Regions from separate parts of the Homo sapiens genome. Here region 2 is linked to region 1. The links are chromatin loops, found by intact Hi-C in ENCODE. Cell type or tissue: Calu3. All regions are shown on one strand. Each heading gives the region's core, and the rest is flanking DNA. Links, peaks and the distances in the headings are about the cores only.

What was found. A loop is a pair of places that touch in the nucleus more often than their neighbours do. Peaks named below come from ENCODE experiments on the same cell type or tissue, not always from the same donor. Only the 100,000 strongest peaks of a DNase experiment are listed, where the experiment ranks them.
Region 2: a loop joins it to region 1, with 2.7 times the contacts of the local background. A loop is called at or near these places in 4 of 110 quality-filtered maps.

Annotation. Positions count from the first base shown.
Region 1 is chr2:37,160,261-37,173,159 of GRCh38, forward strand. It overlaps SULT6B1 (sulfotransferase family 6B member 1), which reads right to left. Exons shown (of 7, transcript NM_001367551.1): 6 at 11,174-11,330; 7 at 7,560-7,805. The coding sequence ends at 7,675. Among named protein-coding and RNA genes, the nearest start is that of EIF2AK2, 9.7 kb to the left of the region's middle. In Calu3, for the core only: no CTCF peak of the experiment used is centred there; DNase peaks (open chromatin) are centred at 7,721, 8,061 and 8,281.
Region 2 is chr2:37,210,779-37,223,677 of GRCh38, forward strand. CEBPZ (CCAAT enhancer binding protein zeta) reads right to left here. Exons shown (of 16, transcript NM_005760.3): 3 at 12,392-12,623; 4 at 11,602-11,785; 5 at 9,607-9,695; 6 at 6,206-6,259; 7 at 5,538-5,640; 8 at 5,362-5,430; 9 at 4,108-4,174; 10 at 3,086-3,183; 11 at 1,557-1,614; 12 at 1,065-1,261; 13 at 221-304. It also overlaps a transcript of CEBPZOS not described here. Among named protein-coding and RNA genes, the nearest start is that of CEBPZ, 14 kb to the right of the region's middle. RefSeq lists an enhancer at 3,942-5,141. In Calu3, for the core only: no CTCF peak of the experiment used is centred there; no DNase peak of the experiment used is centred there.

The sequences.
Region 1 (12,899 bases), core at 4,655-12,654:
CCACTTCTAAAGAGGCTTTTGAGAAGCAGTTGAGCAAGAAGACTTCTGTTAGCCTTTTCCCCAGCTATCCCTGTGCTTGTTTCAACAAATAAAGAGGCTGTGACAGCAGGAATGGAGGATATGTGTGAGTTTATCCACATGGGCTTCTCAGGCCTTACTACGTAACTCTTTGTGAATATCAGTATGGTTATTGACCTATAGTCAATCCCATAAGTCTATCTCTTTTAATACAGTGACTTTTAGATCAAAATGTGTAATGCTAAAGCAACGAATCAGACACAGATAGAAGAATCGTATGTATCAATTATTCTTAATTCTCTTTTTACTAGCAGAGGAAAAATAATAACTGTTATTCCTGCTTTTGGAAATTGTAGAGTGGTCCATATTTATGTTGTACCATATCTCTTGTGGCTCTTTTCCTCAGATGTTTCTGCTTTAGTAATTTGTCTTGCTTACTTATAAACTCTTCTTGTCAATAGTCCCCACATGCACATTATTATAAAATCATCGCTATGGTCTGAATGTTTGTGTCCTCCCTAAAACTCATAAGTTAAAAGCGAATCACCAATGTGATGGTATTAGGAGGTGTGGCCTTTGGGTGGTGGAACTGGTGCTCTTATAAAAGAGGCCCCAGAGATCTGCCTTGTCCCTTTCATCATGCAGAATACAGAAAGAAGGCCGGGCGTGGTGGCTCACGGCTGTAATTCCACCACTTTGGGAGGCCGAGGTGGGTGGATCACTGGACGCCAGGAGTTCGAGACCAGCCTAGCCAACATGGCAAAACCTTGTCTCTACTGAAAATACAAAAATTAGCTGGGCATGGTGGTGCATGCCTATAGTTCCAGCTACTCCAGAGGCTGAGGCAGGAGAATTGCTTGAACCTGGGAGGCATAGGTTGCAGTGAGCTGAGATCATGCCACTGCACTCCAGCCTGGGCGACAGAGAGAGACTGTCTCAAAAAAAAAAAAAAAAAAAAAGAAAGAAAGAGAAAGAAAAGAAAGAAAGAAAGAAAGAAAGAAAGAAAGAAAGAAAGAAAGAAAGAAAGAAAGAAAGAAAGAAAAAAGTCAAGCCCAGAATCATCAAGGGCTTACAAGACACTATATTTCCTGCACCCTGGTTGCCACTTTAACCTCGTCTCTTGTTTCTCTGCCCCTCTTTCATTCTCCTCTAGTTACATTGTCCTCCTTGTGGTTTTTCAAGAATGCCAGGTATACTACTGTCTCAGTGCCTCTGTACTTGCTCTTCCTTTTGCCTGGAACCTCATCCTTCAGATATCTGCAAAACTCACAGATCTTGTTGAAACGTCACTTGCTCACGAAGCCCCCTGACTACACTATTTAAGTTCCAATCACTACTGTCACCCTGTTGTCACTCCCTATCCCCCTCATTCTATTCTATTTCCCCTCCATGGCACTTACAGCCTTCTATTATACAATACAACTTATTGATTTATTGTCTTTGTTTTCTCCTTCCTCTGACATGTAAAGTCACATGGACAGGGATTTTTGACTGTTTTATTCGCTAATTATTTCATTGTCTAGAATAGATCTGGGCCAAAACTGGGCTGCTGCCTGTTTTTGTAAATAATGCTTTATTAGTGCACAACCACATTCATTCATCTATATATTGTCTATGGCTGCTTTGACACTAAGATGAGTTGTGTTGAGTCACTGTGACAGAAACTGCATGACCAGTAAAATTGAAAATATTTACTATCTGACCCTTCACAAAAAATGTTTGCTGATCCTTGTTCTAGAATAATGACTGGCCGTGGAGGAGGAGTGGAACTAGCAAGGACACTGGGAGGCAGCAGCTAATAGGGAAAACAAGAGACATGGACTCCTACAAGCCAAGTGAAAAAAAATTTTTTCTGGGAGGAAAGCGTAATCCACTATGTCAAATGCTGCTTAACAAATCCTTGTTGAATGAATACTGGGAGACAGATGAAGGCCCCAGTGTTCCTCTCCCTGATGCTATTCCTCTTCCTCTTCTCAGCAGAGATAATCACTCATTTAAGTTATTCACATTCATGACTTAAAGGGTATTACCTCTGTATGCATTCATTTTTAAAAATAAAATCTTCATATGTTTTAAACTTGCTTTTTGTATTCATTTTTTTTTCTGAAAGTGGTGAAATACACATAACATAAAATTCACCATTTTAACCTTTTTTTTTTTTTCTTTTTGAGACAGAGTTTCGCTCTTGTCACCCAGGCTGGAGTGCGGTGGCACGATCTCGGCTCACTCCAACCTCCACTTCCTGGATTCAAGCGATTCTCCTGCCTCAGCCTCCCGAGTAGCTGGGATTACAGGCGCCCACCACCACACCTGGCTAATTTTTCGTATTTTTAGTAGAGACGGGGTTTCACCATATTGGGCAGGCTGGTCTCGAACTCCTGACCTCAGGTGATCCGCTCACCTCAGCCTCCCAAAGTGCTGGGATTACAGGCGTGAGCCACCACAGCCAGCCTAACCCTTTTAAAGCATATGATTCAGGGGGACTTAGTACATTCACAATATTTTGCAACCATCACCACTGTCTAGTTTCAAAACATTTCACCACCCCAGAAAGAAACCTCATATTGATTAAGTAATTCTTATGTGTTTTAAGAGTTATTTACTTTACCATGGTCAGCCTGGTGATCAAAAATAATCATAATAAATAAAATTTAAATTTAAAAAGATATTTACTTAATATACATAGCTCTAATTCATTTAACTGCTGAATATTTATTTCTATTAATATTTCAAAATTTTCTTATCCATTCTTCTCAGTTTTGTTTTTAAATTTCTCACTATTTACAAATAATGCTGCAATGAAGATTTTCCTTCATGTTGCCTTATACAAATAAGGAAGAGTTTCTCTTAGATATACGCCCAGGAATGTAATTGCTGGATTGTGAAGTATATGCACAAATAACTACCAAATTTCTTTCCAAAATGTACAAGAGTATACTTCTATTTCTTCTCTCTTATCCTTTGTCTCATTGTTGTCATAGATTTACTTCTATATATAAGCCCCAAAATACATTGTTATTACTTTTGCTTTGAATAGATAGATAATTATCTTTTAAAGAGATTATAAAGACAGATTTTTTAGATAGAGTTTCACTCTGTTACCCAGGCTGGAGTGTGGAGTGCACTGGCGTGGCAATCTCAGCCCATTGCAAACTCTGCCTCCTGGGCTCAAGCAATTCTCTTGCCTCAGCCTCCTGAGTAGCTGGGATTACAGGTGCCCACCACCACACCTGGCTAATTTTTGTATTTTTAGTAGAGATGGGGTTTCACCATGGTAGTCAGCCTGGTCTCAAACTCCTGATCTCAGGTGATCCACCTGCCTTGGCCTCCCAGAGTGCTGGGATTACAGGCATGAGCCACCACACCTGGCCATGGGGAAATATAGTTTATATATACCCACACATTCGCCATTTTTGGTGCTCTTCATTCCTCTGTGTAGACCCAAATTTCCATCTGGCATCATTTTCCTTCATCTAAAGAACTTCTAGTATTTCTATAGTACATATCTGTTGGAAATTATTTTTTTCAGGCTTTATTTGACAGAAAAAGTATTTATCTGTTTTTTTTTGAGACGGAGTCTCGCTCTGTCGCCCAGGCTGGAGTACAGTGGCACGATCTCGGCTCACTGCAAGCTCTGCCTCCCAGGTTCACGCTATTCTCCTGCCTCAGCCTCCCGAGTAGCTGGGACTACAGGTGCCCACCACAATGCCTGGCTAAATTTTTTTTTGTATTTTCAGTAGAGACGGGGTTTCACCGTGTTAGCTAGGATGGTCTCGATCTCCTGACCTTGTGATTCGCCCTCCTCAGCCGCCCAAAGTGCTGGGATTACAGGTGTAAGCCACCGCACCTAGCCAGAAAAAGTATTTATCTTCTTTTCTGAAAGATATTTTTGACTGATATCAAATTCTAGGTGGACCGAGATTTTCTTTCAGTCTTTCAAAGATATTACTCTATTGCCTTCTATCTTGCATAGTTTCTGATGAGAAGTCTGTTGTATTTCTTATGTGTTTCTTCATATGTAACATCTTTTTTCTTTTTTTTTTTTTTTTTTTTTTTTTTGAGACGGAGTCTCGCTCTGTTGCCCAGGCTGGAGTGCGGTGGCGGGATCTCGGCTCACTGCAAGCTCCGCCTCCCGGGTTCACGCCATTCCCCTGCCTCAGCCTCCCAAGTAGCTGGGACTACAGGCGCCCGCCACTACGCCCGGCTAATTTTTTGTATTTTTAGTAGAGACGGGGTTTCACCGTTTTAGCCGGGATGGTCTCGATCTCCTGACCTCGTGATCCGCCCGCCTCGGCCTCCCAAAGTGCTGGGATTACAGGCGTGAGCCACCGTGCCCGGCCAACATCTTTTTTCTTTAGCTGCCTCAAAGAATTCTCTTTGTCACTGGTGTTCAGCAATTGCATTAGGATGTGTTTTGGTGCCATTTCATTATGTTTATTCAGCTTGGGGTTTGTTGAACTTCTTGAATCTGCAGATTTATAGTTATTTGAATTTGAACAATTTCAGTCATCAATTTTTCAATTTTTTTCTGTACCTCTTTCCTTTTCCTGATATTCCAATTACATGCAAATTTGCTTGATATTGTCCCATAAGTCACTGAAGCTCCGTTTATGTTTTTCTGTAGTCTTTTTTTTTTCCTGTCTTCATTTAGAATAGAATAGTTTCTATTGCTATGCCTTCAAGTTCCCTGGTGTTTTCTTCCTCTCCATCTAATCTACTGTTTATTCATCCAGTGTATTTTTTATTTCAGATATTGTGTTTTTCATCTCTAAAACTTCCATTTGGGTCTGTTTACATTATCCATTTCTCTTCTCATCATTTTTTTTTTACCCATTTGAGCATATTTATAAAATGTATAATAGCTCTTTTAAGATATTTATCTGCTAATTCCACCATTTCAGCCATTTGTCTGTTTCTATTAATTGATTTTACTCCTGGATATGGGTCATGTTTTCCTATTTCTTTTTATGCTTGAAAAATATTTATTGGATGGCAGACATAGTGTTGGGGCTTTATTTTTTTAAATTCATTTTTTAAATGTTGGACATTTTATCTAGCATTTTTTTTTTTCAAACTGGTAAGCAATTAAGTTACTTGAGTTCATTTCAATGCATTCTAGGCTTGCTTTTGTTACAGCAGGGCTAGGGCTAATTTAGCCCTACTTCTAAGGTCTGAACATTCTGGGAAATCTACCCAATGCCCTGGGTATTAGTCTCTCCACTTTGACTGATGGGAACACAAACTATTTCCACCTCTGAATGAGGTCCAGGAAAATTCTTTGGCTCACTGCTTTCCAGTAATCCTTTCCTTGTCTTGATGGGACTTTACACTGTCTTTGTAAAGTTTTATTCCATGCATACACATATCTGCACTCAGTTAAAGATTAGAAAGATTCCCTCTGCAGATCTCTGAGGTTCTTGCTATGTTAAATTTTTAACATACAGTGCTCTTTTCCCCAGCAATGTGCTCTGAAAATCTAGCCTCCTCAGCCTGCCTGACTCCCAATATCCAACTCCAATTTTATGAGACTTTTGTATGATGTTCCTTTTCCCTGTACTGCAGCTTGGAAACTGCCTATAGATAGCACGTTCAGGAAGGTGTAGGGATCAACTCACTTGTTTACTCCTTCTCAGAGATCCCAGTATTCCTCTGACTGTTGTTCAATTTTCCTAATTAGTACATTTTTCTCATTATCTATTTATTTACCATTTGGATGTCCTCTTCTATAAATTACCTGTCTATATCCTTTACACTTTTTTTTAAGAGACAAGGTCTTTGTTGCCCAGGCTAGAGTGCAGTGATACAATCATGGCTCACTGCAGCCTCAACCTCCTGGGCACATGCAATCCTCCTGCCTCAGTCTCCTGAGTAGCTGGTACTATGGGCACACACCGCCATGCCTGGTTAATTTTTTTTTTTTTTTTTTTTGGTAGAGATGAGGTCTTCCTATGTTGCTCCAGCTGGTCTTGAACTCCTGGCCTTAAGTGATTCTCCCTCCTCAGCCTCCCAAAGCACTGAGATTACAGGCATGAGCCACAGCACCTGTCTACATTTTTTTTTTCCTATTAGGCTATATTTTATTTCATCTATTGATATTAGTTGTTCTTTATATACTCTAGATATTAACCTTTTATTTAGCATTTTCTCTCCTTCCTTCCTTCCTTCCTCTCTCTCTTTCCCTCTTTCTCTCTCTTTCTCCCTTCCTCCCTCCCTTCCTTCCTCCCTCCCTCCCTCCCTTCCTTCCTCCCTCCCTCCCTCCCTTCCTTCCTTCCTCTCTCTCTCTCTTTCTTTCTTTCTTTTTTCTCCCCTCCTTCCTTCCTCCCTTTTTTTTTTTGACAAAGTCTTGCTCTGTTGCCCAGGCTGGAGTGCAGTGGCATGATCTCAGCTCACTGCAACCTCTGCCTCCTGAGTTTAAACGATTCTCCTGTCTCAGTCTCCCCAGTAGCTGGGATTACAGGTGCACACCACCACATCCAGCTAGTTTTTGTATTTTTAGTAGAGATGGGATTTCCCCATATTTGCCAGGCTGGTCTTGAACTCCTGATGTCAAGTGATCTGCCCGCCTCAGCCTCCCAAAGTGCTGGGATACAGGCATGAGCCACCTCGCCCAGCCAGGATTCTTTCTTTTTAGAACATTTTCTGTCTTGTTAGTTCCACATGCCTACTTGAGGCTCTGTGGTAGAAAAAGTCTTGATGGGCCGGGCGTCGTGGCTCATGCCTATAATCCCAACACTTTGGGAGGCCAAGGCAAGTGGATCACCTGAGGTCAGGAGGTCAAGACCATCCTGGCCAACATGGGAGAAACCCTGCCTCTACTAAAAATACAAAAATTAGCCAGGCGTGGTGGTGCGTGCCTGTAAACCCAGCTACTCAGGAGGCCGAGGCAGGATAATCACTTGAACCTGGGAGGTGGAGGTTGCAGTGAGCCGAGATTGCGCCACTGCACCCCAGCCTGGGTGACAGAGTGAGACTTTGTCTCAAAAAAAAAGAAAAAGAAAAAGAAAAAGTCTTTACGGTAAAATAACACAATCTCTTACCTTTAGCTTTGAATTAAAGGTCATATTAAGTAGAAATATAAGGTCCCTTGAGAAGGGGCCTTCCTAAGGCCTACTGCAATGGCATACATGGAGCAGATTAGCAATGCATTTTTCTTGAACCAAATTAGAATGGAATTTATTGCAGAGTTGGAATTAACTCTCCCCCAACATTGTCTGAGATAGCCACCCCAAGTGCTTTTATCCATAGTAAGAAAGGAGTTATATTACGAGCAAAGTACAGAAAATTGTGCACCATTTGGAGGCCTGTGTCATCTATGGCCAAACACAGCTTTAGGTATGTCTCTGATAGTATCTCCTTACCCTCTTACGTGAACCTAGAGCACAAAATAAGTTAAAACTCCAGTGTGATGTATTAATAATAGTGTCCCTTTGGGACTGCTGAAATATCCTTTCTTGAAAAAGTGAACAAACTTATATTTGTGCTCAAAAATGTCCGATGTTATCATTATTATTAAATTGTATTATTATTTTGTATTGTATTATTTAGATTTCAATATTGTTTAATTATTATTTGATTATTTGATTGAATTATCATTTAATTATTTACACTTAATTATTATTAAGGAAAATAAATCTAGGCCTGCTGAATTGACTGGAATCAACCCTGGCAATATGATTCATACTTCAACTTTGCTCCGAGGGAGGTGCCTGCTAAGCACTCTTTGAATTTTTCATCCATTTCCTGGTTCTGAATTTCACTGAACAAATTTTTCCAATCACCAACTTCACCTACAACACACAAAAAACAGTAGACCCAGATATCTGTTAGAATATTTCTTCATGATTTTACCATTTTCAGTGCAATATTTCACTCTGATATGTTAAAATGGACACATGGAAAAAAGCTTTACACTCTTTATTTAGTTTTTTTCAGACGGTGTCTCGCTCTGTTGCCCAGGCTGGAGTGCCGTGGTGCGATCTTCAAGCAATTCTCCCTGCCTTAGCCTACCGAGTAGCTGGGATTACCGGCGCCCGCCACCACACCCGGCTAATGTATTTTTAGTAGAGATGGGGTTTCGCAATGCTGGCCAGGCTTGTCTCGAACTCCTGACCTCAGGTGATCCGCCAGCCTCGGCCTCCCAAAGTGCTAGGTACAGGCGTGAGCTACTGCGCCCAGCCAAAAGTTTTACACTCTTAAAACCTAATGTGATTTCTGTTGTAAAATTAACAATATCCATTGGGACTCCACCATCTGTGGTGTGGGAGGTGACATGTTTTCTTTACATCACTAGGGGGAGCCATCAGCCTCAGTGATACCCTAACCCTATTCCTCTCCAAACACCTAGAACTTAAAATTCCACTTTTTGAGAATGATATTTTTCTCTGTAAAGTCTCTTAAAGACTTTAAATACCCTTTGAAAGTTAACATTTTATAGCAAGTTTTCGTTAAGACCTCAGATACTGATAATTTTGCAAAAATGTATTATTTTGCCTGAGTTTGGGATGTTTTTTCTTACTGGCTGTTACCAGTAAAGAAAGTTACTTTTTTCTTAAAGATCTTTTGATCATTTAGGTTGAAGTTGTAAGTTCCATATTGCATAGCTGTTGAAATGTACGTTAATAAAGAGTTTAATGACATGAAGAAACGCTTACAATATATTAAGGGAATAAAAGAAAACACAAAACTGTTTACAAATGTCATCAGCTATATAAAACGTCACAGAATAAGGGTGGAAGAAAATATGCCAGAAAGTTAAACCTACCTCTGGTGGAAGAAATTTGGATAATTTTAATACTTTTTCACATTTTTCTATGCTTTATGAATTTTCTACAGGGAATATCATACGTTTTTAAAACTATTACTTTATTTACCTTAGAATTGTCCTATTCTAAATAACACTTAATTAACAATAGATAGAAAGGTTCTATTTCCTACCTCCTGAAAGCTGATTAAACAAGCCATAAAAATGGGGGTTAGTCAAGAATCTAACCAAAGTTAGGTTTACATTCAATGTTCCGCTTACAGTAGATTTTAAAAATGGATTTTCATTTGAAAAAGTACAGTAGAGTCATGTCTAGGCTCACATCCTGACTCCACTGTTTATTAGCTATGTGACAATGGAAAATTAATATTCCTGAGCTTTGATTCCTACATTTAGAAAATTAAGAACTTCAGTGGGTTTTTTGGTTTGTTTGTTTTTGTTTTCTTGTTTTTGTTTTTGTTTTTGTTTGAGACAGAGTCTGGCTCTGTCACCCAGGCTGGAGTGCAGTGGTGCAATCTTGGCTCACTGCAACCTCCACCTCCCAGGTTCAAGCAGTTCTCTGACTCAGCCTCCCAAGTAGCTGGAATTACAGGCGCCCGCCACCACGTCCAGCCCGAGCTAATTTTTATATTTTTGGTAGAGACAGGGTTTCACCATCTTCGCCAGGCTGGTCTTGAACTCCTGATCTCATGATCCACCTGCCTCGGCCTCCCAAAGTGCTGGGATTACAGGCATGAGCCACCATGTCCGGCCTTAGAACTTCAGTGTTTTTTACAATAAAATTTAATCCCAACAAAATGTTTAATACATGATAGATGCCTGCTGTTAGCTGTTGTTGTCCTTGCTGGTATATGTGCTACCTCTACATCTCATTATTTCATTATATACTCAATGAAAAATAACACTGGCAATCCTTAAGCTATATTATCACACATTTCCACAAGAACTTAGAATACTTTAATGAAATATAGTAACTATCATCCATGTCAGAGAGAGCTAGTTGCCTTTCCCATAGTCATTTTCTTCCTCTTCCTTATGGACAAAACCCTGATTTTAATTGTGTAGTAATATGCCTGGCTTAAAAAAGTCACATTTCCCAGCCACCACTGCAAGGAAAGTGGCCAATGAAATGTAAGAAGTCATTGGCCAGGTGTGGTGGCTCACGCCTGTAATCCCAGCACATTGGGAGGCCGAGAATGGGTGGATCACCTGAGGTCAGGAGTTCAAGACCAGTCTGGCCAACATGGTGAAACCCCATCTCTACTAAAAATACAATAATTATCTGGGTGTGGTAATGGGTACCTGTAATCCCAGCTACTCAGGAGGCTGAGGCAGGAGAATCACTTGAACCTGTGAGGCGGAGGTTGCCGTGAGCCGAGATCGCACTACCACACTCCAGCCTGGGCGACAGAGCAAGACTCTGTCTCAAAAAAAATATATAAAATAAATAAGAGAGAGGAAAAAAAGGAGTCATTGGCCAGGTGCAGTGGCTCACGCCTGTAATCCAGCACTTTGGGAGAGGAGTTTGAGACCAGCCTGGCCAATATGGCAAAACCCTGTCTCTATTAAAAATACAAAAAAATTAGCCAGGCGTGGTGGCGCACACAAGAATCTCTTGAACCCAGGAAGCAGAGGTTGCAGTGAGCCAAGATTGTGCCACTGCATTCCAGCCTGGGCAACACAGCAAGATTCTGTCTCAAAAAAAAAAAAAAAAAAAAAAACTCACTGATGGGGCTTCCAGGAAAGTTATTTAAAGGGGGCTCACTCAGCTAATACGATTCTGCCCCTTGCCCACTCACTATCTCCTATCTGAATTTGAACATAATAGTTGAGCTTCAGCTGCTATCTTGTTTTCAGAAGGTGATCATCAGAAAGGACTCTCAACCGCAGAAAGGACCCTAAAAGATGGTATGGGGCGGCCGGGCGCGGTGGCTCACGCCTGTAATCCCAGCACTTCGGGAGGCCAAGGCGGGCGGATCACAAGTTCAGGAGATCAAGACCATCCTGGCCAACATGGTAAAACCCTGCCTTTACTAAAAATACAAAAAAATTAACTGGGTGTGGTGGCACGCGCCTGTTAGTCCCAGCTACTCGGGAGGCTGAGGCAGGAGAATCGCTTGAACCCAGGAGGCGGAGGTTGCAGTGAGCTGAGATTGAGCCACTGCACTCCAGCCTGGGCAACAGAGCGAGACTCCGTCTCAAAACAAACAAATAAACCAAAAAAGATGGTATGGGGCTGCCAGTTACAGCTCTGGAGAGCCTGTGTCCAGACCTCTTACTGAGGCGGAGAAAAATAAAACCCTATCTGACTTAAGATGAAGTTATTTGGATTACCTGTTGTGTGCAAAGTCAGTCCCTAACTGATAACAATCCCAGAAACCAATGCGACTTTACCTTTGCGGAAAAGGAATGGGCCGACAGCACCGTGTGTGTCCTGAGACTTCGCACGCATGGCTTGGAAGGTGCTCTGGACTGAGATAGTTTGAATTTGCTCCCCAGTTAGAAAGAATCCCAAGAACTCAGCAATCTGTTTTATTCCAGCAGCCAGATTCTGTAAAAAAATTTTCTTAAAGATAAATTTCTTCCTATGGAAATTGTTCTCTGAGCTGAGACAGACTTTTTAGTCATCAGAGTTATTCAGCCTAACTCCCTAGTTCATCTCATCCCCCACTTTAAACTTAGAGTACTTTCATCTTCTTATGTAAATATTGAGATATCTCTGTAAGATATTCTGTATTGATTATACTTTGTAGTTTCAATTTATGACTCTTGTTGAACTTACCAGATAATAGTTTTTAGCATGTAAATAATGACAGTAACATTAATTCACAGGTTATAATTTTATCTAGGATGATATCATTGCATTAAAAAGTACCAACTTAGACCAGCTGAAGAAATTAATGTATTCCTATGTGCTCATTTGAATTCTCTTTTTTTCTGAATTCTATTTATAGCTAATGTTTAATTCCATTAAGAAAGTCTAATTTTTAGAATCATAAAAACTTGAAGAATTTTTTTTTTTTTTTTAGACAGGGTCTTTCTCTGCTGCCCAGACTAGAGTGGTGCAAGGGCACAATCACGGCTCACTGCAGCCTGGACTTCCTGGGCTCCAGCAATCCTCACACCTCAGCCTTCTGAATAGCTGGGACAACAGGTGTGTGCCACCACATCTGGCTAATTCTTGTATTTTTGTAGAGACAGGGTTTCGCCATGTTGCCCAGGCTGCTCTCAGAGTCTTTAATAGACCAGTGCATAATGTGAATCTCCAAGAGAGCAGGCTATAGAATACAGCAGTTCCTAAATCTATTTGAATAACCTCCTCCCAAACCTCAAGAAATATTTATTAACAGCTGGGGCAACACTTGTATTCTATGGTGCACAAGTTTCAGAAACATTATTCTAAACTAGAATTAATATGTTCTTTCATATTATATACATGCATCCTATAAACAGAAAGGGTCGATTAAATCTCACTTTTTTTTTTTGAGACGGAGTTTCTCTCTTGTTGTCCAGGGTGGAGCACAGTGGCATGATCTCGGCTCACTGCAACCTCCACCTCCAGGGTTCCAGCAATTCTCCTGCCTCAGCCTCCTGAGTAGCTGGGATTAGAGGTGTGTGCCACCACGCCTGGCTAATTTTTGTATTTTTAGTAGAAACAGGGTTTCACCATGTTGGCCAGGCTGGTCTCGAACTCCTGACCTCAAGTGATCCACCCGCCTTGGCCTCCCAAAGTGCTAGGATTACAGGCGTGAGCCGCCGTGCCTGGCCTAAACCATACATTTGCTTGTTTGTTTGTTTGTTTGTTTTTGGTTTTTCGTTTGTTTGTTTTTTGAGATGGAGTCTTGCTCTGTGGCCCACGCTGGAGTGCAATGGCACAATATCAGCTCACTGCAACCTCCACCTCCTGGGTTCAAGTGAGTCTCCTGCCTCAGCCTCCTGAGTAGTTGGGATTACAGGCACGCACCACCACACCCAGCTAATTTTTGTATTTTTAGTAGAGACGGGGTTTCACTGTGTTGGTCAGGCTTGTCTCGAACTCCCGACCTCAGGTGATCCACCTGCCTCGGCCTCTCAAAGTGCTGGGATTACAGGCGTGAGCCACCATGCCTGGCCTAAACCA
Region 2 (12,899 bases), core at 2,858-10,857, 49 kb after region 1:
AAATTTTTAAAAAGTGAATGAAAAGATGATCCAGAGATATCTGAATGCGAGAAACAATTCAAAATGTGGAAAATAATTTCCACTTAACATCTTTCTTAAAAAGAACCCCCCCCACCCCTGAATTTTATTAATCAAATTTAGGAGAGTTCATTTCCCAAAATGATAATGACACCTTTCACATGGACACTGCTTTTAAAAGATATTAAATGTATTTTCTTACCTTGAAATGAGCCAGCAAAGTCAAAATCATCTGTACCTTTTCTCTTGCTTTTCTTAGTACTGACTTTGGAGTGGACTTCAAGTTCTGTTACACGAAAAAATTTGCTAATAAGCAATTTAAAAACAATAAGACTGGAAAATATTACTCCAAGATATGCTAAAATCTTTATTCTGATGGTAAGGCACTATACTGCTATTCCATGTGGGTTTTGTAATTCCACTAGCATAGGCTTGAGGACAGACTGAGAAAAAGACTCTAAGAATTGGCACAGTTCTAATATTTTGTGCAAGTACAAAATTTTCTAAATAGCTTCATTAATAAGACCAAATAATATAAAACCCCTTAAAACAAGAAACTTCTGCTGTGGTTCAGAATAAGTAAGAAGAATGTTGGGCAGGCATGTGCATGCTGGAGGTATGTGAAAGGACAGAAAGGTCAGACAACAGTCTAGAGACAATTCTGGGTGTTCCTTGCTAATTTACAAGATAAAATATTCACCTTCATCTATGCTGGGCTATGATGAATACTGATTAACTTTTATAAACTGCTAATTACTATCAAAAAATGGCAGCATTTCAGCTCAACATGTATTGTACAGAGAAGCTAGCTGCTGGTTAAAGTAAAAGTCCAAAGCTCAAAAAGCTGCTTAAAAGAAAACACACATAACACACAATAAAAACCCTTCAGCTCCAAACGAGAAGGGAAAAGGTCCTTTTAAGTTTCTGGCTGACATGAGTATTAATTTGAATACAGGGCTATATTAAAAACCTTTAGCAGAAAAACAAACTTAAGGCTAAGGAAGTGAGGAAGACACAGTTTATGTCTTATTTTAAAAAATGCTTACCTGGAACGCTCTCACTTTCATCATCTAACACATCCATGAATGTTCCTCCATCTTCATCAACTTCAGCAAATTCTTCATCATCCATACTTCCTAAAGAAACTTCATCGTCATCCAGGTTACCAAGTTCATCATCACTACCTTCTGAATCTTCATCTAATGTGTTATCCTTAGCTCCTTTTGTTCTCTTTTTCACGTTTCTGGAAAAAAACACAACTTGTAATACAAGAGGAGGCAGTATTTTCTAAAGTAGTGTTTTGCTGACTACTAGGGCAGTAGGCTATTAAATGACTCAGAAGGAGAAAGCTTTGCAGACTGCTCAGAGTAAATAATAACGTGCTTTATAAATGTCAAAGATGAAAGTACTGTATCCACTTCCCAAACTTACTTGACTACATTTCCCCTTTATCATATAGTTCTGTGGTCTACTGTTCTGAGGGACAACAATTTGGGAAATGCTAGAAAAATAGGAAGGAGAAGATAGAAGTATGTTACCCAGCAAAATCCATATCATCCTTTCCAGAGCTGAAACAGTTATCATCTTCAAATGTGTCTGCCAGACAATACAGAAATGTGAGATACAACAAAGAATGACAAGCTTGACATATATCTTGTATCTGAATCAATTATTCTAAGTCATGATTCTGCTGTTTATGACAAGTGAACACCAAAACAATGTAAATGTTACTGTTGCTAGTGTGCCTTAATAATGTATACAAACCTGTGAAATACTGATCTTAGTTAAATCCCAAAACTAAAGAAGGATCCAGTTAATTTCGGCTCTTTCTACAGTTCTTTTATGGAAAGAGGATAAATATCAAATAAAATGATATTTAGCAATTGTCGTCCTTTTTACTCTATTAGAACTACTTAAGTGCTCATTTTTAATAGGTGTGATACAATATGTAACATCTCATGCTTGTAATTCCAGCACTTTGGGAGGCCGAGGTGGAGTGATCATCAGCCTGGGCAACACGGCAAGACCCTATCTCTATTAAAAAAAAAAAAAAAACAAAAACAACAACAACAAAAAAAAAAACAAAAAAAAAACGAGCCGGACATCATGGCATGTACCTGTAGTCCCAGCTACCCGTGGGGCTGAGGCAGGAAAATCGCCTGAGCCCAGAAGGTCTAGGCTGCAGGGCTGCAGTGAGTTGGGATTGTGCCACTGCACTCCAGCCTGGGAGACAGAGAGAGCCTGTCTCAAAACAAACAAACAAACCCCCCAAAAAACAACAACAAAAAAATATGTAACGTGAAATCAGTGTAAGTCTTTCCAATTTACCATGTTTTTTGTTTAAGTCTATTAAGTTTCAATCAAAATTTCTGTAGCTCTGTGGATTAAAGATAAAAAAGATCAAACAGTAGACTATTGCTATCAATTAGTACTGATATACTATAATAGATTATGAATAGTAAAAAGGATTTCTTTTTCACATGAGATTTGGCTGTAACAATTGAATAGACTTAAGCAAATATAAATGTTTTCTTATATAGACTATCCAAAGCACAAATCATGTATTTTTCTGGTGCAAATGTGGGTGAATTACCATATATCATAAAAATATTTGTTTCTTTTGTTTTTTTTTTGAGACAGGATTTCACTCTGTCACCCAGGCTAGAGTGCAGTGCCGTAATCTTGGCTCACGGCAACCTCTGACTCCTGGATTCAAGCGATTCTCGTGCCTCTGCTTCTCGAGTAGCTGGGACTACAGGTGCGTGCCACCATGCCCAGCTCATTTTTTGGGGTTTTTAGTAGAGACAGGGTTTCACCATATTGGCCAGGCTGGTCTCGAACTCCTGACCTCAAACAATCTTCCTGCCTCGGCCTGCCAAAGTGCTGGGATTACAGGTGTGAGCCACAGCGCCTGGCCCCAAATATTTCTTAATCTTCCACTGTGATTTGCATGATATTCTTAGCTAAGTGATTTTTTAAAACTAAGGCCACTTCTCCCACTAATGTTCCATGGTCTATTAACACATAGTAGTAGATTATTTTACAAAGAGTCAACAAAACAAATTACCAATCAGCTCTTCAAATTCTTCATCATCCACGTCTTCTATACTTTCTTCATCTGCATCCCGTTTTTGTTTCTCTTTAACAGCAACTTTTTTATAATACCTATAATATTCATGTTATATATTTGACAATTTTATTAAAGGTCTAATCTTACTATATATCATCAAAGCACCTATGACCAGTGGCAAACCACAACTGTAAAATCTTAAGTATACTCAATTGGAAATAAATGACTGAAATTTGTATCTAATATACAAAAAATAGTTTAACTCAATAAAAAGTAGCTGGAATCTTTTAAGTGTAATACATTTCAAAGATAATATTTTATCAGCCCTATTCTTATATTAGAATACAGCAAAACTTAGCCATTTACAGATGTAATCAAACCCTCAAAATTATTCATTCTAAATGATTTTAAAAAACAAGCCAAATCAAACCTAATTAACCAGTCAACCAGATGAGATAAGAGGTACTTTACTACCCTAAGGCATTAGGTTATGATACTAGTTGGTTTAGGACTTATTTCTATAACAGTGCACTGAATCCATTCTAAGGGCCATGGTCTGGATAAATTACCCATGAGTTATCACTATATTAAACTTAAAGTATTATATTAAAATCTATATTAAAGGTAGATTTTAAGCCTATAAAGAAAATTATTATAAAAGGAAATTAAAGGCTAAATTCCAAAAAGAAGCATAAAACAAAATTTATATGCTAAATTAACAAAACTCCCAAATTTACTTTAGTTTTACTAAGATATATTAAGATTAGCAAAATGACGGATTTGTAAATTTTCTTAACAAACACAGACATATCCTTTGATCTTTTCAAAATATGCTGATTAGATTTCATAAAATGAAGCATTTAAAACTAAGGCCACTTCTCCCACTAATGTTCCATGGTCTATTTACACACAGTAGTAGATTATTGAAGTAGATTATTTCATAAAATGAAGCATTTTATGAAATCTAAAAATTTAAATTTTAGCAGTTTCCCCAAATGAAACTATATTATGTATAGTACCTGTGGAAAAACACTTCATCCACTGGTATTTGGCTTTCTTCTTTTGCAAGGAACTCCTTACTGTTCACTACAAAAATAAATTTAAACATTTTAACTTCATATAGCAATCCCCTTTATGTTACTCAAGCTCTTAAGACAAAATACAGCATAATCTGTAATTCTAAAAATCTCAGAATTGTGTGGGAAGGTAGACAGAAGGGACTCTGGAGTGCAAGGGACAATCTCTGAAAAAGTCTGTGTGAAGACCCCCCCAACATTTGAAACTTCACTGGCTACAGCATAAAGTAGGCAGTACATAGCTGTCAGTGCCGTTACAGTGAAACAACAGGGTTCTCTTACTGTTCTTCATTTGCATCCAGGACCCAACTTTCAAGAGAAATAAAAAATTCAAAGAGTTATTTTAATAAATAATCACTTTAAACTTGTCATTTTCAGCTCAAAAAATGACAAGCTTGCCATTAATGCGTGCCATTCTGGGAATAAACAGGAAGTTAACAGAGTTTTCCTTTATACTGAGGAAAACTAAGAAATAAGGAACTACAAGAAATCAGTTTTACCTCTTCAGAATAAAAATTGCTGACTCATCCTGAGTAAAAGGAGATTTGGCTTTTAATTCTAACTTACTAACTGTGGGTAAGTCCTTTTACATCTCTGGACCTCTGTGAAGTAAGTCACTGGAAATTAAATGATCTATAAGGTCTAATTTAATCCTGGTCTCTGAACAAAAGGGAGATGAGATCTGGTATGCAAAGAAATGTCTGCTTTGAATACAACAACAGACTCAGATCCAGAAGATGGCTAGCAAATATAGAAGTAGGTTATTAAGTTTAAAATGATGCTCTGTGACAAAACCAGCTGTGGGTTTTTGTGCTGCTAAGCTGATATTAGAGAGCTTTAAGATGGTCTGAATTGTAAGCAATAATAATTATATACATAGGGGTTGTGGATGAAGCTACGGATGATAAAATGGTGACAACTGTCAAAGCTGGGTGATGGTAATGGGGAGGGGGTTCATCATACTATTTTGTTTATTTTGGATATGTTTCAAATTTGCTGTAATAAAGTTAAAAAAAAAAAAAAAAAGGCCCAGTCAGATACAGTAGATTTAAGAATACCTATTCTTGGGAAAAAAGATGGATAATGTCTTTGATGCTCAGGTTTTATTCTGATAAATTAGAACAAAGAATAATACAATTTATGCATCTTTGTCTTATATTGTCTTTTCAGTTTCAACTGTCTAAGGTTTATACTTACCAGGAAGATGACGAATATCCTTAATAAAATGTTTTCTTTTCGGCTGCATCACAACACTATCTGTGTTTTCTGAAATGTAAAATTATGACAGTATAATGCAAAACCTAGTTATAAGCTCATATTGTTTATTATGTATTAAAAATGAAAGCCAAATAATTCACTAAATAGAAGCATACCTTTGCCTTTATGGGGCTTTGGATTTCGGTATACAAATCGATCCAAAAATCTCATTAGAGTGAAATCCTGCAGTGGGTCCCCTGAATACTGAATATAGTTTCCCTGAAAAGTGGAGCGGGGATTTAAAAACTTAATTCAAATTATGTCTATGAATCCAAGTAAGAAAAAGGAAGAAAAAGATAATTTCTATTACACTGTATTGAAGATACAAATATGCAATAAATGACTCTTCAAATATCTCTCTCATGCACATTATACTTAAAAAATTAAACACACAGATACATATACATACATATTCTAGGATGTAATGTTGATTTGATGGATAGACTAATATTAATAATGCAGGCCATCTAACCATTAATCAGGAACCAAACCCTGAAGTGGCAAACACAGCAAATGGGAAAGTGAGGCAGTATTTCTCCAGGAGAGGAGCTAGAAGGTAATAAATAAATAACTGCGTGGCTTTCAATGTCTTATTGCTTCCACTCATCTCAGAGTGGGAAAAGTTATCTGCTACTCTGTATGAAACAAGTCACTGCTTCTTTATACGAGCAGTAAAATGTACAAGATTCTCTCTGTTAGAGAAAACACTGTATGACCAATTATTGATTATCTAAAATGATACTTTTTTTCTTATTTCTCATCTTTGGATTTATTTTAGACTCACCTGAAGGATGGTCTTTGCAAAAAGGGCCACGGAGGGATGAAAATGCACAGATAACTAAAAAGAAAAATGTGAATAATATCAATATTTCTAAGGTCGACTCTTAGTACATTTATAGCTTATTTAAGAAAATCGGGCTGGGTGTGGTGGCTCACACCTGTAATTCCAGCACTTTGGGAGGCTCAGGCAGGCAGATTGCTTGAGCCCAGAAGTTGAGACTGGCCTGGGCAATATGGCGAAACCCCATGTCTACAAAAAGTACAAAAATAGTCAGGGTGTGATGGTGCGCGCGTGCCTGTACTCCCAGCTACTCAGGAGGCTAAAGTGGGAGGACTGCCTGGGCCCAGGAGGTCGAGGCTGCAGTGAGCTGACATGGCACCACTGCACTCCAGCCTGGGTGACAGAGTGAGACCCTATTTCAACAACAACAAAAATGAAAATGCAAAAATTTGAAATTTAAGCCAATACATTAAAAAAGTGATTCTCAAAACATATTGGTCTCAGGACCATTTCCTACACTTAAAAACCAAAAATTCCATCAGTTTCTATTCAACAGGTTTATATCTACAGACACCTATGTTATAAAAATAAACAGAAAAATTGTAAATACTTATAGGTCCATTAAAAATAACAATAAAGCGGCCAGGCGCGGTGGCTCATGCCTGTAATCCCAGCACCTTGGGAGGCTGAGGTGGGCGGATCACGAGGTCAGGAGATCGAGACCATCCTGGCTAACATGGTGAAACCCCATCTCTACTAAAAATACAAAAAATTAGCCGGGCGTGGTGGCGGGTGCCTGTAGTCCCAGCTACTCGGGAGGCTGAGGCAGGAGAATGGTGTGAACCTGGGAGGCGGAACTTGGAGTGAGCCGAGATCGCGCCACTGCACTCTGGCCTAGGCAACAGAGCAAGACTCTGTCTCAAAAAAAAAAAACAAAAAACAAAAACAAAAACCATAAAGCTACTACATACTAGTAAGTAGCATATTTATGAAAAATAATTATGCAGCCAGGCGAGGTGGCTCATGCCTGTAATCCCAGCATTTTGGGAGGCCGAGGCGGGCGGATCACGAGGTCAGGAGATCGAGACCATCCTGGCTAACACGGTGAAACCCCGTCTCTACTAAAAATACAAAAAATTAGCCAGGCGTGGCGGTGTGCGCCTGTAGTCTCAGCTACTCGGGAGGCTGAGGCAGGAGGATGGTGTGAACCCGGGAGGCGGAGCTTGCAGTGAGCTGAGATCGCACCACCGCACTCCAGCCTGGGCGACAGAGCAAGACTCTGCCTCAAAAAAAAAAAGAAAAAAGAAAAAAAGAAAAATAATTATGCTTCAGGACGAAATATATAGCGAGTAGTATTACTTTACAGTTTTGCAAATCTCTTTAATGTCTGGCTTAACAGAAGAGAGTGGATTATTTCATCTGCTTCTGTATTCCACGTTGAAACATACAATCTGGCCTCATGTGTAGAAAATAGTCTTTCACATAGCTGTGAATTTTCTTCTTTAGTACTATACCAAAACCAAAGATTAGTTGTAATATGGAATCTGAAACCCATATTCAATTGGCTTTTGGTACTTGCTACTTAAAATTATTTGGTCTACTTTGAATCAATCATTTATTCACTCAAGAATTTGTAACATTCAGGTGGCACAGTGGCTCATGCCTGTAATCCCAGCACTTTGGGAGGCTGAGGTAGGTGGATCACCTGAAGTCAGGAGTTCGAGACCAGCCTGGACAACATGGCAAAACACTGTCTGTGCTAAAAATAAAAAAATTAGCTGGGCATGGTGGCATGCTCCTGTAATCCCAGCTACTCAGGAGGTAGAGGTTGCAGTGAGCCGAGATCGCGCCACTGCATTCCAGTATGGGTGACAGAACCTTCTCGTTTCAAAAAAAAGAATTTGTAACATTGTGCATTGGTCATTGGAAAAATACCATATGCAGTCCTTCCAAACACTGGCACATTTCGTTATACTTTACCACAACAATCACATTGTTAGAACCACTGATTTCATCAGAAAAGTTTTACAAATTGAGAAACTGTCAAGCTCAAGGTGGTGGTTACAAGATTTTTAAAACTTTAATCTTTGCTCGAAAGCTTTATTTTTGAATTTTATTGCTGACAACAAATACTGCCAGCTTTTTTGTTTCATTCATTTTCAAGAAAATATCTCCCAAATACCTAAGCCTGAATAACCAGTTTGTCAGTCTTTCATGAAAGAGCAGCTAGATGAGCTTGCAACAACTGGTAAGCACTTGTCCTTGAGACACGTGACAACCTTCATGCTTTAGGTAGGCAGCACAGGTATGTTACGCATACTTGCTATGTATGCACACGAAATACTAAAAAGACATGTTACTTTAAGGTCAAGACACTAAAATCAGTAATTCTCCCTGTGTCATCATTCTTAAGTCATACTGGCTTTTTTTTTTTTAACTGCACATATGTGGCAGTGATGAATATAATGGCTTCTGATGCAGCTTGGTGCTGTCTTTATTCAGGATAAGCTGCAGCAGTTTTACCTATCATTTCTTTTATAGTATCAGTGCCACCGTCAACACAGTGATGAAAACAAATAATGTACTGGTATTACTATGGAAAGAGCTGTGACCTGGCCGACTCACTAAAAAGGTATCAGGAACTCTTAGTGGTCTGGCCGCACTTTGAGAATAGCTGCATAAGATACTTACTGGCTTTACACAAAAAGTCACAGAAAGGTTATTAAAAATATGAATTCCTCTTACAAATTCAGAAAAGTAACTTTACTTGCAAAAAATTTTATCATAAAACTTTTCAGAGGTATCTAATAAATAAAGCAAAATTTATCCATTTTCTCAACTCTATATGCAATAATCTACCTACAAAAAGCAACAGTCATAACCCATGCATGACATCCTTATTTTACGTGCACACTTAAGATTTTCTACAAAATGAACACTTCACATAGTATCTTCCCCCAAATGTGGACTTTTAATGTTTATTAATGCTTATAATTATCATAAAAAAACAAAAACTTCAAGGCATTACATCCTCAAGGGCAAAAATATACAGCATAGGCCGGGCGCAGTGGCTCATGCCTGTAATCCCAGCACTTTGGGAGGCTGAGGCAGGCGGATCACAAGGTCAGGAGATCAAGACCATCCTGGCCAACATGGTGAAACCCCGTCTCTACTAAAAATACAAAAATTAGCTGGGCGTGGTGGTGGGCGCCTGTAATCCCAGCTACTTGGGAGGCTGAGCCAGGAGAATGGCTTGAACCCGGAAGGCGGACGTTACAGTGAGCCACAATCATGCCACTGCACTCCAGCCTGGTGACAGAGGAAGACTCTGTCTCAAAAAAAAAAAAAATATATATATATATATATAGCATAAATGAATAAAAGACAATTTGAAATTATTTTACCTTTTTGAGTTCCCAAAGACTTGTATTTTCAGCTCCACAGAACAGAGGGTTTCTACTGAATGGATCGTATTTATTTAACTGTTTCCCACCTAGGAATAACAAAAAAAATACGATTTCTCAAATGCTTTCTTCCTAGCCCAAGAGGTCATTAAAAGCACCACCATTAATATTCTCAACAGATATCTCCAACATTCTTACTTAGCCAAGCAACCTAGATTAAAAACTCTGAGCTCCCTCAAGAATTTGTCTTGGTACTTAAGCTAGCATCTGCTCTTGAATAAAGCAGAGAACATGTTTATCCCAAACACCAAAAGCTTTCTTCAAGGCCAGGTGCAGTGGCTCACACCTGTAATCACAGCACTTAGGGAGGCTGAGGCGAGTGGATCATTTGAGTTCAGGAGTTCGAGACCAGCCTGGGCAAAATGGTGAAACCCCATCTCTTACAAAAAATACAACAAAAAAACTAGCCAGGTGTGGTGGTGTGTGCCTGTAGTCCCAGCTATTCGGGAGACTGAGGTGGGAGGATCACTTGAGCCCAGGAGATGGGAGTTGCAGTGAACCAAGATCGTGCCATTGTGATCCAGCCTTCCTGACAGAGCAAGACCCTGACTCAAAAATAAGTAAGTAAAAGCTCCCTTCAAAACTTCTCCTTTGGCTGGGCACAATGGCTCATGCCTATAATCCCAGCACTTTGGGAGGCCAAGGTGGAAAGGCTGCTTGAGACCAAGAGCTCGAGACCAGCCGGTGCACAGAGTGGGATTTCGTCTCTACAAAAAACACAACTAGCCATACCTGGTGGCACGAGCCTGTAGTCCCGGCTACCTGGGAGGCTGAGGTGGGAGGATCGCTTGAGTTCAGGAGTTTGAGGCTGCAGTGAGCCATAATGGCCCACTGTACTCCAGCCTGGCCTGGGTGACATAGTGAGACCCTGTCTCAAAAAAAACAAAAACCAAACCAAAAAACCCCAAACTTCTCCCTTTCCTAAATGGCAACAAAAGGTGCCCATTTTGGGGCCAAAGAGGTGGAAACGTTAAGATGGAAATAATCTGAAGATGAACTAGGTCTAAAGTCTTTTGGAGCTTTAGAGTGCTTCAAATATTTGTCATGAAAGTATGCCCAGAAATAATTCTCACTTGGAACAGGTCTGACATTATCTTCATGTTTTTAGAAACTCAGGATTAAAAAAATTTAAAACAAAGATTTTTCAGAACAAACTAGGAACTGACTACCTTCCAACACACAAGCTCTTCATCCTTCTAAAGGATTATTCTCAGTTTAGTCTTCAGGGGAACTGATGGATTCTTCTCAAACTTTTCTGGCAGCTATCAGACTTCTCTTTTGTACTTCACAAACTGAAATTTGTAGATGAATTAATTTGACTGTGAGTCCCAAAGCAAGCTGAAGAAATGGGTCTGGCACCACATTTCTCGAACCTCAAGGCTGGTGTTTTCTTCACAGCCTCAAATGAAGGGGCTGCATTTCTAAGATTTTTTTTTGACTCTAACATTCTATTAATAGACTTTTAATTTAGTTTGGTGTGTGTATAGAAAACCACTTAACGTTTCTATCTTGAACAGAAAGTTTTCTATCCCTAAAACATTACTTTAAGAAACTGTGGGCCAGGTACAGTGGCTCACGCCTGTAATCCCAGCACTTTGGGAGGCTGAGGCAGGCAGATCACCTGAGGTCAGGAGTTTGAGACCAGCCTGGCGAACATGGTGAAACTCCACCTCTACTAAAAATACAAAAATTAGCCAGGTGTGGTGGCACATGCCTGTAATCCCAGCTACTTGGGAGGTTGAGGCAGGAGAATCACTTGAACCTGGGAGGCGGAGGTTGCAGTGAGCCGAGATCACGCCTCTGCATTCCAGCCTGGGCAACAGAGTGAGACTCTGTCTAAATAAATAAATAAGTAAATAAAATGGTAGAATGCTATTTTCTATGAAAATCAAAGAGAAACAAACTCCCTAGAGAATAAAGATGAAAAAAACTCACCTTTCAAATTATCAAAGTGCACCCAGGAAGCAACCTCTGGTTTTTTGGTTTCTACATCAGTTTCAGGAACTGTTTCCTCTGTCTCAAGTTTTTTCACTATCTCTGTTTCTTTGTCTGCATCAGTGAATTTTTCCATGTCTTCATCATCATTTGCATCAATAAAATTTTCTTCATCATCAGACTCCTAACAAAAGTATAGTTTCATAAATCTACATAAATCAACTGGAAGTTGCAATAAAGTCTGTGCTCCATTATGTGATGCAGAGTTTTACTTATTGCAACTCTGGTGAAACGTGAAAGTTCTAATAAAGTAAAATGATGGCTATCAATGGTATTTAAACAAGAGAGGAGATTACATCCTTATTTCTAAACATAACACAGTTAAGTTTTGAGCTAAGAACCCCTGAGCCTTAAGGACTCTAATACTTGAAAACAATTAGCCCTCAAGTAAATTTCTGACTTGTAAATAACCCTATGAGGTAGGTACTATTATTTCCATTTCATTGTTAAGGAAGAAGACTTAAGAGGTCTACTAAGTTTTATAGTCTTCCAAATCTCATATAATGGTAGCTTCTAGTATAGTACAGTTTATTGCAAGTAGAAGAGTTGAGCAACATGCCCACCTAGTAAACTGTACAGCTGGTACTAAAATCTAGGTTTGTCCTATTCCAGAACTCACACTCATATGCTCCAGAGAACTAGGTTACTGTCATTTGAAGCAAAGAAAAACAAAACAAAAACCAATATATTTCAGCACCCACTCAATTTAAAAAGCAGTTGTAAAATATACCGGATGATCATCTAGTTGGCTTCTTAAACCTGGTTTTGCTTTAAGGATCTCAGACACAAGATATAAAGCTCCACATATAAATGGTGGCATCTGTTGACAAGTAACTTGAAGTAACCTCTTCACAAAAGCCTTCACCCGGCGCAACACAATGTCAGCTTTCAGAGATTTGTAGACAAGGTTAAGAAACATAGCTTGCTTGGAACACGTCATCAACCCTGGATCCAACATCTTCCTGCAAAACAAAACCAAGGTCAAATATTTATGTATAAAACCATCTCCACAACCAATGGTCACATATTAGAAATAGCTACTAACCTCATCTTAGTTAGGGATAACTTTGCTGCTTATTTTAGAACAAGAGACCCTGCCCTAAGAGGTAAGATGGAAGTCAATGACCAGAAAAGGATGATGATGGCACCAGGAAAAACCAACAGCAACAGACACAGGAATAGGCATTTTTGAGTGTGTGGTTTTCTTGTCTTTTCCAAGTGTTTTTCTGTTTTCTATA